Linked DNA regions of Homo sapiens: region 1 is linked to region 2. A link is a loop called in an ENCODE intact Hi-C map of the cell type or tissue named here. Cell type or tissue: gastrocnemius medialis. All regions are shown on one strand. Links, peaks and the distances in the headings refer to the core of each region. The heading gives the core; the rest is flanking DNA. Region 1 has its middle 25 kb from the start of KCNE3. Region 2 overlaps PPME1 (protein phosphatase methylesterase 1).

What was found. A loop is a pair of places that touch in the nucleus more often than their neighbours do. Peaks named below come from ENCODE experiments on the same cell type or tissue, not always from the same donor. Only the 100,000 strongest peaks of a DNase experiment are listed, where the experiment ranks them.
Region 1: a loop joins it to region 2, with 12 times the contacts of the local background. A loop is called at or near these places in 99 of 110 quality-filtered maps.

The regions. Positions count from the first base shown.
Region 1 is chr11:74,440,207-74,445,585 of GRCh38, reverse strand. No RefSeq gene overlaps it. Among named protein-coding and RNA genes, the nearest start is that of KCNE3, 25 kb to the left of the region's middle. In gastrocnemius medialis, for the core only: a CTCF peak has its summit at 2,281 (motif pointing right); DNase peaks (open chromatin) are centred at 945, 1,245 and 2,353; H3K4me3 peaks cover 635 bases; H3K27ac peaks cover 2,929 bases.
Region 2 is chr11:74,253,290-74,258,668 of GRCh38, reverse strand. It overlaps PPME1 (protein phosphatase methylesterase 1), which reads right to left. Exons shown (of 14, transcript NM_016147.3): 14 at 3,966-5,177. The coding sequence ends at 5,159. It also overlaps a transcript of P4HA3 not described here. Among named protein-coding and RNA genes, the nearest start is that of P4HA3-AS1, 55 kb to the left of the region's middle. In gastrocnemius medialis, for the core only: CTCF peaks have their summits at 2,502 and 2,706 (motif pointing left); DNase peaks (open chromatin) are centred at 547 and 2,714.

The DNA of each region.
Region 1 (5,379 bases), core at 246-5,245, 190 kb before region 2:
TGAGTTGGGCCTACTAGGTCGAATATGCCCAATTGGTTCCTCCAGGAAGCAGATGCCAAAATGGAGTGAGAAGTGCCAGAAATGTACTGGGGCGGGGAATGCCTGTGAGGGAGCAGGAGTAGATGCGGGAGCCTCAGATGGTGATGCAGATCTGACACCAGCGAAAAAAAGAGGGAAGGAAGAAGGACCAGGCAGGAGGAGCGTCAGGTTTCAATGCAGCTCTGAGAAAGTCTCAGCCAGGCTGATGAGGAGCCCCAGAGCAGAGACTGCCCATTACAGGAGTCCCATGTTGGGCAGGAATGGCTTGACTTTCATACGTCTGCAGAGCTTGGTCAGTGGCAGGGAGAAGGCCAGGGTGAGCATAACCGGGGTGTAAACACTGCAGGAGAGCCCAAAGGTGCTGCTGCCTGAGGCCGGCCACTAACTGCTCTTCTCCCAGCAGGCTCCCTGTGGGAGACCTGAACAGCTCACTCCTGGTGGCTGCCATATCACGAATACCCACACCTGTGTGAATTCCAAAAGTGGACATAATTTAAGCTCAAACGGAGCCCCAAATGTACATTTATTACAATTTTTTGTTGAGTGTACAAAAAGTATTGCACTTGGCACAGCAGCAGCCCCACCCTCACCAGTGGAACAATCGAAGCGAAAAAGGACTAGTCTGGGAAGGTTTCAGGTAAACAAGTGAGTTTTTCTTACCATGATTGTCAACAACAGCCTCCATTATAGATTAACACTGTGTCAAGCTTAGTACGAGAGAACAATTCTCAGGGAGCTTAAGTTTGCAATAAAATATTCCTCACACGAGGCGCTCAGAGCAGACTTTTGAAGAGTTTACATGCCAATCACTGGATGCTCCAAGGAGGGAGGAGCTTCTTAGTAGAACTGGCCCTGGAGGCTACCAGAGAGACCTTGAAATTGATCTGGCAGCCAACTGGGTGGTGCAAGGACATGCTCCACCCCTAGGACCCTGCCAGCCAAGCTGTAGGATTTTTTGAGAGGCAGGCCCAACACCTGTTGTGGCTGCTGGATGAGATTCAAAATATAAGGAGAAAAGACAGAAGAGGAAGGAACTGGAAAAGAGGAATTTGTAGCTAGAAGAAGAAAGACAGCACGCTTTTCAGAACCGTGCCAGAATTCATCCCAGGCTAATCACCTGCCAAAAAAGAGATAGTGTCAGTGGTAGAAAGAACATTGGAGAGGACACTTAAGCTCTGCTGCTAACTCCTCAGCTGACCTTTGTCACTCAATGCCCCTCTGGGCCTGTGCTCCTTGGCTGTAATCTGCAGAGCTAAGCCAGACACCTAAAATTCTTCCATTTGAACAGTCTAGGAATCGAACAACCTTCCTTAAAATAATCTTGGAAGAGCCTAGTATGAAATGGGCGGCGGGGCGGGGGGGGGTTGGCGGGGGAAGGATAAAAAAGAATTTCCTGTGAACTCAGGAGCAATAATATAATACAACCTAATAACCTAACCTAATCATAGCAAGCATTACAACAGGCGGGGGAATCTGGGAATGGGAGCCAGTAACATCTCTAAAGTAGAGGTAATTTCATGATCAAGACATCCAGTGCATTGAAACGTGACGCTGTTCTATCTTTACAGAGTGTGCAGATGGTTGGGAAGGAAAATAGTTCCACCTGTCAGCTGATTCTAAAAGATCTGAGCTTCATATACATTCCGTCAACACATGAACCCCTAATGTCACTAAAGCAAAGAGATGGAACTGTCTCTGTCCTTTCCTGAACGCTCCTCCAGTTTTCTCTTATAAAAGCCGTTTCTACTCCCCTTTAAATCTGCATTCGCAGTTTGTTTTCACCTAGATAAGAATGCTGGGAAGGGAGAGCATACTGTTTTTTTTTCCCCCAGTCCTACTATTTTAGGATTCTAACAACAACAGGGTTGCATGCTCCCTTCTTATTTATTTCTCTCGTTGAGCTCAGAAAATGCCACAGATAAACCAAAACGAAATGAAAAACTGCAGTCAAGAGAAGAACATAATTAGCAGCCAATCAGGAAAAGGCTGTACAATCCCTAGGCCTTTAGATACTTTATCCTCTAGGCTGGGCCCTCCCAGAGAGGATCGGGTTTTCTCTTGGGGTTTCTTTTTGAATTAAGCACCACTGAGGGCTACGGTCCAGAAACACAAACTCTTAATCTAGTCCCTGGTAGACAAACAGGTCTAGGGAGATTGAATAACCTGCAGGGAGAGAGTCCTCTGGGATCCATGGGAGACCAGACTGAAGCAAAGAAAAAAGGGATTGTGGTGTCAGTGAGGACATAGGAGCAGCCACAGGAGGGCTGTGCTGCCTAAATAAATAATGGCATGTTTGGCAGCAGACCCAATTCTCAGACAGGCCTGGAGCCGACAGGTAGGCTGTCTGCTAACACACACTCACCCTTTGGATCTCAGCTTCAATGTTATTTCCTCTGGGAAGCAGGGTGCCACACACAGTTGAACTGGTTGCCTGCTGCACATACCAAGGGTGTGCTGATCACAGAAAATATATTACAGGTTTATATGCTTTTATAAAAATGTCCCGGCAGTTGGTGTTTTAAGGAAAGAGCACTCTTTTTTTCTCTGATTCACAAAAAGGTACTGGACTGGCAGTGACCTTGCTGAGAATCCTTTCCTAATTCTTATCAGAACAGGTTTAGTGCCCCTCCTATCTGTTCCAGAAGGACTCCATCTACCATGGTATTTACCACACTTTATTCTAATTGCCTTTTTACTAGTGTATACACAGTCTAGATTATCAGCTTTTGTGAGTCAGAGGCTGTGTCTCATTTGACACTGTACTCTGGGCCCCAGAACGCTTGGCCCGAGCACAGGCTCAATGGTATTTGTTGAATGAATAAGCAACATATTCTCAGCCATTCCAACGCTCTTGCCTAAGTGGACAGAGAGCTTGTCATAATAGAGTACTAGTCATGTCCAGGGTTTGAGTCCTTGCTCTACCTCTAACTTACTACACGATGTTGGCAAGTCACTTCACCCCAGTATTTTTGATGTAAAATAGGGATAACCCTACCCTGTCCACCTCAGAGGGTCATTATGCGGAGTAGTTTAGAAGTATTACTTGGTAAACTTATTAAAATATTGAACACATGGGAAGTATAGGCCATTCCAGGAAACTTGGACTACAAGGGGTCCAGGACCAGGAGTGACCTTACATCTGAACATAGTTAAGTAGTCACCTCCGGCAGAAAACTAATGATTTTTGGGTCAAGCAATACTTTTTTGGTTGCTAAGGGTAGAAATCTCAAAATGTCAAAAGACACATTTATTGTTTCATATAAGTAAGGGTAAAGTTATAGCTGGACCTCCAGGACAACTGGAAATAGGCACAATAATGCCACAAGGTAGATTGCATGCTTGTCCTCCCCCCGATCCCCACCCCACCTCCCACCCCACCACACCCCATCTGTCAGCCTACCAACTACAGACTGGCTTCCTCCACACTGCAAGGGATGTGGCTACCGATACCTCCTGGCTCCATCTCACACTTTTGCTATCTGAGGGGGACTGAGCCCTTCCCCTTACCTCTAATTTGCAAAATTTCTCTTTGGCCCTGGCTGGAAGAGACATGTTCATCCCTGTGCCAAGGGTGAGAGATTCTGTGATTTCCAGCTCCTACTGGAACTATATAGTTGAAGTGGGGGATCAGTGTTCAAAAAGAAGGGAGGTACTGTTCTAAGAAAGGCTAGGTACTAGGATTTCCACTACAATTTTCTAAAGATCATTCCCCCACTGAGACCTCCCATTAGCAATCAATTAGCTTTGGTTTGGGCTGTGCTCCTCTAGGACCATTCTTTCATATACCCTGAGTTCCTTATAATAGAAGGAAGGGAACAGAAGGGTGCCAAGTGCAGGAGAGGGACAAGCAACTAAGTAAACTCACAGTGTGCTTTCCTCTGCAGACCTGCAATAAATAACCAGAGAAGTGAGCCCTGTGTCTAGAAAAATTTATTCCCTTCCTAGGATTGATAGCAAATGACTTCACCTGCTCAAAGTCAGGTCCTAAATTCCTCTGTGCTTTGGCCAGGTTGCGGCTTGAGAGCAATGTTTGTGAACTACATGTCTGACCACTTTCACTTCTTGTACTGTAGCATCCCCTTCTTGTCTCCTTTTAAGCAGTCCAACTCACATATCTTATAAATGGACAAGCCAGAGTCCCAGAGAGGGAAAATTTATTATCTAACATCATACACTAAAAGGGAGTTCATGGTTAAGACAAGATCAGATTGTAGGTCATCTGACTTGTGTTTTTTCTATTATACCATCCTTTGTTTTTCTGCATGTTTATAACCTAAGAGATGTAGTTCACCTCTTAATCTCACCTTCTTCTGGTTCTTTTGTCTTTCTGGGTCACTTTTTAAGAGGATTTATCAAGGTCAGCTTCACTATACTCCTATTTAGTCACCTCTGGATCCCAGTCAGCTAGCAGTTTTCTTATCCTCTGCTATCAGGAATGAAATTCCAATACCAGAGATCCCATCCTACTGATGCAGTAGGATGCTCTTTAGCAGGAGTTCACTATTTAAGCTAGTCTTAACTTGTAGCAAAATTGCAGGCATCATCCTAGCTAACTCCTACTTACCTTCCAGATATCCATTTAGATCACTTTATTTCAGAAGGTAATATATAAAATGTATACCAAGAATACTTTCTATAAGCAACTCATAGTACCCCATACGTATTAGTTCATTCTCACACTGCTAAAGATAACTACCTGAGACTGGGTAATTTATAAAGAAAAGAGGTTTAATCAGCTCATGCTTCTGCAGGCTGTATGGGCTTTTGTTTCTGGGGAGGCCTCAGGAAACTTACAATGACGGCAAAGGGGAAACAGGCCCATCTTCACATGGCCAGCAGGAGAGGTGGTGGGGAGGTGCTAAAACAACCAGATCTTGTGAGAACTCTATCATGAGACAGCACTAGGGGGATGGTGCTAAACCATTAGAAACCACTCCCATGATTTAGTTACCTCCCACCAGGCCCCACCTCCAACATTGGGGATTACAATTTGACATGAGATATGGGTGGGACACAGAGCCAAACCATATCATTTCAGATGGTAAAATATAAAATATGTATGAGGAATACTTTCTATATGCAACTCATAGTACTCCACACCTCCCCCAGTAAAATATTTAGCACTCTAGACAATCATTGCCTGCTTACTGTGTCTCTTTTCTTCATTCTACTATAATTTCTATAAGAACAGAGGTCATTCCTATTCCCTTTACCGTTATTTCCTCCAGGAAATGTTGCATAAATATTTGTTGAATGAATGACTAGAACACTGACTCTGTGGTTCCTAATTATTTGCACAGTAGCCATCAAATGACAAAAGGATGTGAAATACTTTATAGG
Region 2 (5,379 bases), core at 231-5,230:
TCCTCTCCTTCTGCTATGGTGTGGGACTAAAAAGGCACTCGTCTGGAAGTCAGGTGGCCTGAGCTCTAGTCCAGATTGTGCTAAGGTATGACCCTGGACAAATCACTTTCCTTGTCAGACCCTCGAATTCCTCATCTGTAGGAGGCACTGCTGATTTGTCTGCCCTCCCCACTCCAGAGGAGTTAGGAGGTCTCAAAGGTTGTAAACGTGCTTTATAAATGATACAGACTGTATCATGTCAGTTATTCTAAGCTTGTTTGATTAGTCATTCTATAAGTCATTATGGAATGGCATCATTCTCATTAATCAGGAAGAAACTGTCTCTGTCAACACTCCATTCACTCCTCAGTCACCTATTGCCTGCACCTGGAAGAATCCAGCCTTTCTGCTAGTCTTGGGTTACAAGGTTTTGCCTGGCTATGGGCTGGAGTTTTCTAGCAAACTGCTGGGAGAGGAAGCCAGCTCGAGGAATAAGGGAGCCTCTTGAGTTGACATAACTTTCTGAGCCCTGGCCCCAGACTGAGAATGAGTTGATTCTGGCTGCTGATGGGGTGGCCAGCTGGAGCAGCAGAGTTGGCTCCAAGATTGCAAACAAAACAGTGACTGCAGGGAGGAGTGTGACTGCGTTTTGCTTTCTCTGCTGCTAGTGTAGGCTCTCTTCTTGCTTTTCCCTTGGTAAAATCTTGACCTTTCACTTCCAACCCCCACTTCTCATGACAGGCCCCTGCATCCAACTTAAGGGTTCTTGGCCCCTCACTTTTGAAATCTAACTAGTCTCTTTCTTGTTCATTCCACCTCCAAAATAATGAGACTATCCTGTTCTCTCAGCCCAGTGGCCACTGTTCTAATTAAGTATACCTGTGTCTTTTCCTTGCCCAATTACAACTGCCTCTTTACTGACCTCTTGGCCTCATGTCTGGCACCCACCAATCCATCTACACAGGCTACCAGAGTGACTTTCCTTTATAAAAAAGACCTGACCTTGTCTTTTTATATGGGGTCATGCCTATTTAATAACTTCTGGAAACTCCTTATTCTTGCCACTTAAGGCCTTTATGCCCTGACTCCCACCTTCTCTCCTGGCTCTTCTCCTATCTCGGCCCATACTCCAGCCACAGTCTTCTTCCTAGGCTGACTTTCAAGTCTCCAGCGCTTGTCTGTGCTGTTCCTTCTGAGATATCTTGCCCTTCCTCCTCCACCTCCACTTTGTGATACTTCAAGGCTCAACTCAAATGCTACCTCTTGGCTGGGTGTGGTGGCTCACTCCTATAATCCCAGCACTTTGGGAAGCTGAGGCGGGCAGATCACTCGAGGTCAGGAGTTTGAGACTAGCCTGGCCAACATGGCAAAACCCCATCTCTACTAAAAATACAAAAATTAGCTGGGCGTGGTGGCAGGCACCTGAAACCCCAACTACTTGGGAGGCTGAGGCAGGAGAATTGCTTGAACCTGGGAGGCAGAGGTTGCAGTGAACCAAGATTGTGCTGCTGCACTCCAGCCTAGGTGACAGAGGAGACTGTCTAAAAAAAAGAAAGAAAAAATGCTACCTCTTGTGAAACCATTCCTGGCCTGTTTCCAAATAGGTTTAGTTACTGCCCACCCCCAACCTTCTTACAACGTGGTCACTATTTCTATCACTGTCTCTCTAGACAATGAGTTCATTTTAAGAGCCTCATTATTTACCTCTGTCTACAAAGTCCATTGGATGCCTGGCACATATTGGGTGCTCGGGTTTGCTTAATCAGCAAATGCTCCTAACAGTATGTTAAGAGCGTGGGGCTATGAAGTCATGCCCCATTCCCCTCATGGCTTTGTCTTCAGTCCTCCCAGTCTCAAGATTCTGTCCCCCATCAGATCTACATCTGCCTCCAAAATGTGCCTACCTTCCTTTTTTGGGAAGGAGTTTCCCTTGGACTTTCACTAGTGTCTATGTGACAGGGCCTTTGGTTTGTCCCAAACATGCTCCTTCTGGCTTTGTGGCAATCCTTCATTCAAGGATTCTGGGATCTCCTTCTTTATTCCCTTCCTGAGTTCATACATGCTGATCTGTAGGCTCTGCAAGGACACTGTTATGGCCAACACATAGTAGGTGCTCGTTAAAGCCATGTTAAGTGAACACATGAATGGTCCCTTCTCTTCTGGGGTGTAATGGAATGCTCAGTAGACTTGGAATCAGAAGACAAAGATGCTGCCACTCTGGCCGTGGCTGTGGGCAAGCCATTTCAAATGTCTGAGCTTTTGCTTCCTTGCCTTTAAATTGGGGATAGTGCCTGTACTTCACAAGGATACAAAGGATGAATGGAGATGAAAGTGCCTAAAACACAACCAACCACAAAGCTCACGAGCATTTCATTCATTCTCAGCCTCCTCCATCAAGTGTAAAGAGGGTTCATCTCCACGGTCATCCTCCTTCTGCTCTTTTAAGTATCTGGTCCAAAATGACTTCTGCCCAGGGTCCCTTGTAGCATGCAGGAACAGAATGATGTGGAAGCAAGCCAGTTTTGAATTCTGACAGTCACTTCCAAGCTGTAGAATTTGGACCTGTCTGCCTACCTGTAAAAGGAACATAACAGCACCTACCTCATAGAGTTGCTGTGAAGATTAAATGAGATGTGTGTCAAGTGAATTAGATGACATTCAAAATTTGAGTGAACCTGATGAACCTGAGTGCCCCTGAAAACCAAGTGATCATGCTGCCCTCTTGTGGACAAGAGGGCACATAGCTCAGCAAAGGCACCCGCAAAGTGTTCCGGTGAGAGAAATCAAACCACACATAAGGAACTTCTCTCCTCTACTAGGGAGCTCATGAACTACCCTGAAATATTTCATCATCAACTAGACAAGAAATTTTCAGACATTGATGCACTTGTTAAAATGCAGATCAGTTCTGATTCAATAGGTCTGACATGGGGACACAGTTCTCTAACGAGCTTCCAAGAGATACTGATGCTATTGGCCCACAGACGGCCCTGAATAAAGTTCCTAACTATAACAATGTAACAGTGTCATAACAGGAACTACTTATTAAATGTCTTACCATGTGCCAGTTAGTGAGAAAGCCAGTTAACCTAGTTTAACTTGTATAATCCTCAAGACCCTGTGGGGTAGGTACGGTTTATCTCCATTTTTCAGATGAGTGAACTACAGCAGAGAGAAAGTTTGTTGCCATACCATACAGTGTAAGGGGTGGGGCTTGGGTTCTAATTTAGACACTCTGGCCCCAGAGCCTGCTAGGAGGAAGCCTCCAACAGTGTGGAGGACCACCCAGGGGGGAGGAGGGCAGCAAAGGTACTGAAGTGATCAAAGTGAGAGATGATGAGGCCTAAGCTAGGGCACTGGCTGTGGGATGGAAAAGAGGGGGACACGGAAAAGAGGATGAACAGGATTTGGTGGTAGACCTGAGGTGGGTGTAAGAGAAGTCATTCACTGTGGGTATCTGGTTTGGACAACTGGAGAGATGGTGATACCTATCACTTATTGAGCCAGGAAACGCTGGAGGAAGAGCAAGTTTCATGGGGAGCAAGTTTCCGGGGGAAGGTGGATTCAGCTTTAGAAACAGTCAATATGAAGTGGCTTTTGGTCATCTGGGAGAGACAGGAGGAGGAACCTGGGCCTACCTGTTCAGAGCTCAGGAAATGATTTGGGTTGTAGATGAAGTTTCACATAAGTGAAGCTATGGTGACTGAGATCATGTGGACAGTGCACAGATTGTCCTGCTCTGGACCAAAGTCGACACAGCCGATAATTAGGAGAGATGGGACTGGAATCCCATCCTGGCTGCAGAGGAGGGTGGCTCTGACCATCCCACTGGGCATTCTGGATCAGGGGACAGGCAGAGCATAACACACTGAAGGGCTATAGGGAAAGGGGTTTCTGGAGTTCCATGACAACTAAGTCCAATGAGCTGTCCCCTGCCCCCATATCAGCAGAAATAAGGACAATTCCACAGAGAAAGACCAGACCAATAAAGGTTGGGAGATATTTATTTTCTTTAAACAAGGTCATAAATAACAAAAAACAAAGTAGGTCCCAGACTCCGGACCATGCAGCAGGACAGGGGTGGGAGGTTGTTGAGTGGAAAGGTGGAGGGGGCTACACATCACCTAAGACAGTCACAGAAAAGATGGGCTTCAGGACACTGCCCCTTCCTGCCCTTGGAAATGGCGTGCCTGGGCAATAGGGACAGGCCACAGTGCTGTGTCGAGGCAGCTGGAAGAAGGCAAAGACTGGGGATGCCAGGCTGTAATGTTTCTGTGTGGAGTGATGTGAAATCCACAAATGGCAAAGAGAAGCTGTAGGTTTGAAGAGGCAAGGGGGCACTGCACACCTCCAGGAACCAGTTATGAAAATGGTTAAATTTGATGATTAAAAACAATTCCATAGGCTTTGGCCTGTGGCTTTGTGCATGGGCTGTATTTAACCTGGGTTGCTCTGTGGCAGGTGAGGGCGCAGGAGGCCCCTGGAGCAGCCTGGCCTCAGCCCAGGGCAGGTGCCCAGACATGTGGGAGTGGGACAGTGGGCTCTCCCAGATGGGAGGCCATGTGCTTGGACCGGCTGGACCTGATTTTCAGGCTCGTTTCTTGTGATGCTATCCACCACCACCGCTCGCTATGGCTAAGGATGGGATCTTGGCCTCTCTGGGTCTTCCAAACCTGGAAGAGTACGACTGGGATAAAACGGTACCTGACTAGTGTTTTATTTGAAAGGGAAAAATAAAGACCACCCCATGCATTGTCCATCCCATGAGGCAGGGCTGGGCCATGCCAAGACAATCTCAAGGAATGGAGGTCCCTGAGCCTGGGAAGACATTTGAACTCAGATGTATCGCCTGATGCTAGGAAGAGGGGCTCAGTATGGCAAATCTGGAGGCTTTACCCTAGGCAACGCAGGGAGAGCAGGCAGGAGCTACCCCAGTACAGGGAAGGGAAAGGAGCAGGGGAGCCCTGGACTGGGGAAGCCGATGTTGGTCAAGGGCCCTGGAAAACAATGCTTTTGGCAGAATACATGAAAAGGTTGGTACATCTCGGGGTGCCCGTCTACCGGGAGCCAGTGTCACATGGCTGGGCGGGATGGAGAGGAGACAGTGGCATCACAGTGGCCTCTGGTGCGACGTATTTACAACAGAGCTCGATGTTGAGGAGGGGTGGACAGCAGGTCACTAACAGCCAGGAAACACACTGTGGAAGAACAGAAAGAGAAGGAAAAACAAATGTAACTATCAATAGCTTTCCCTTGCTTATCTGTATCCTCCAGGAAGCCCTCCCTAATGACCACCAAGGCCCTGGCAAATCTGACCCATTTCACAGCCCTGACCAGAGCTGGACCCAGGGTCTGCTCTCAGTGTGCTGCTCATTTGCCCAAGGCTCCAAATGGTCGAAG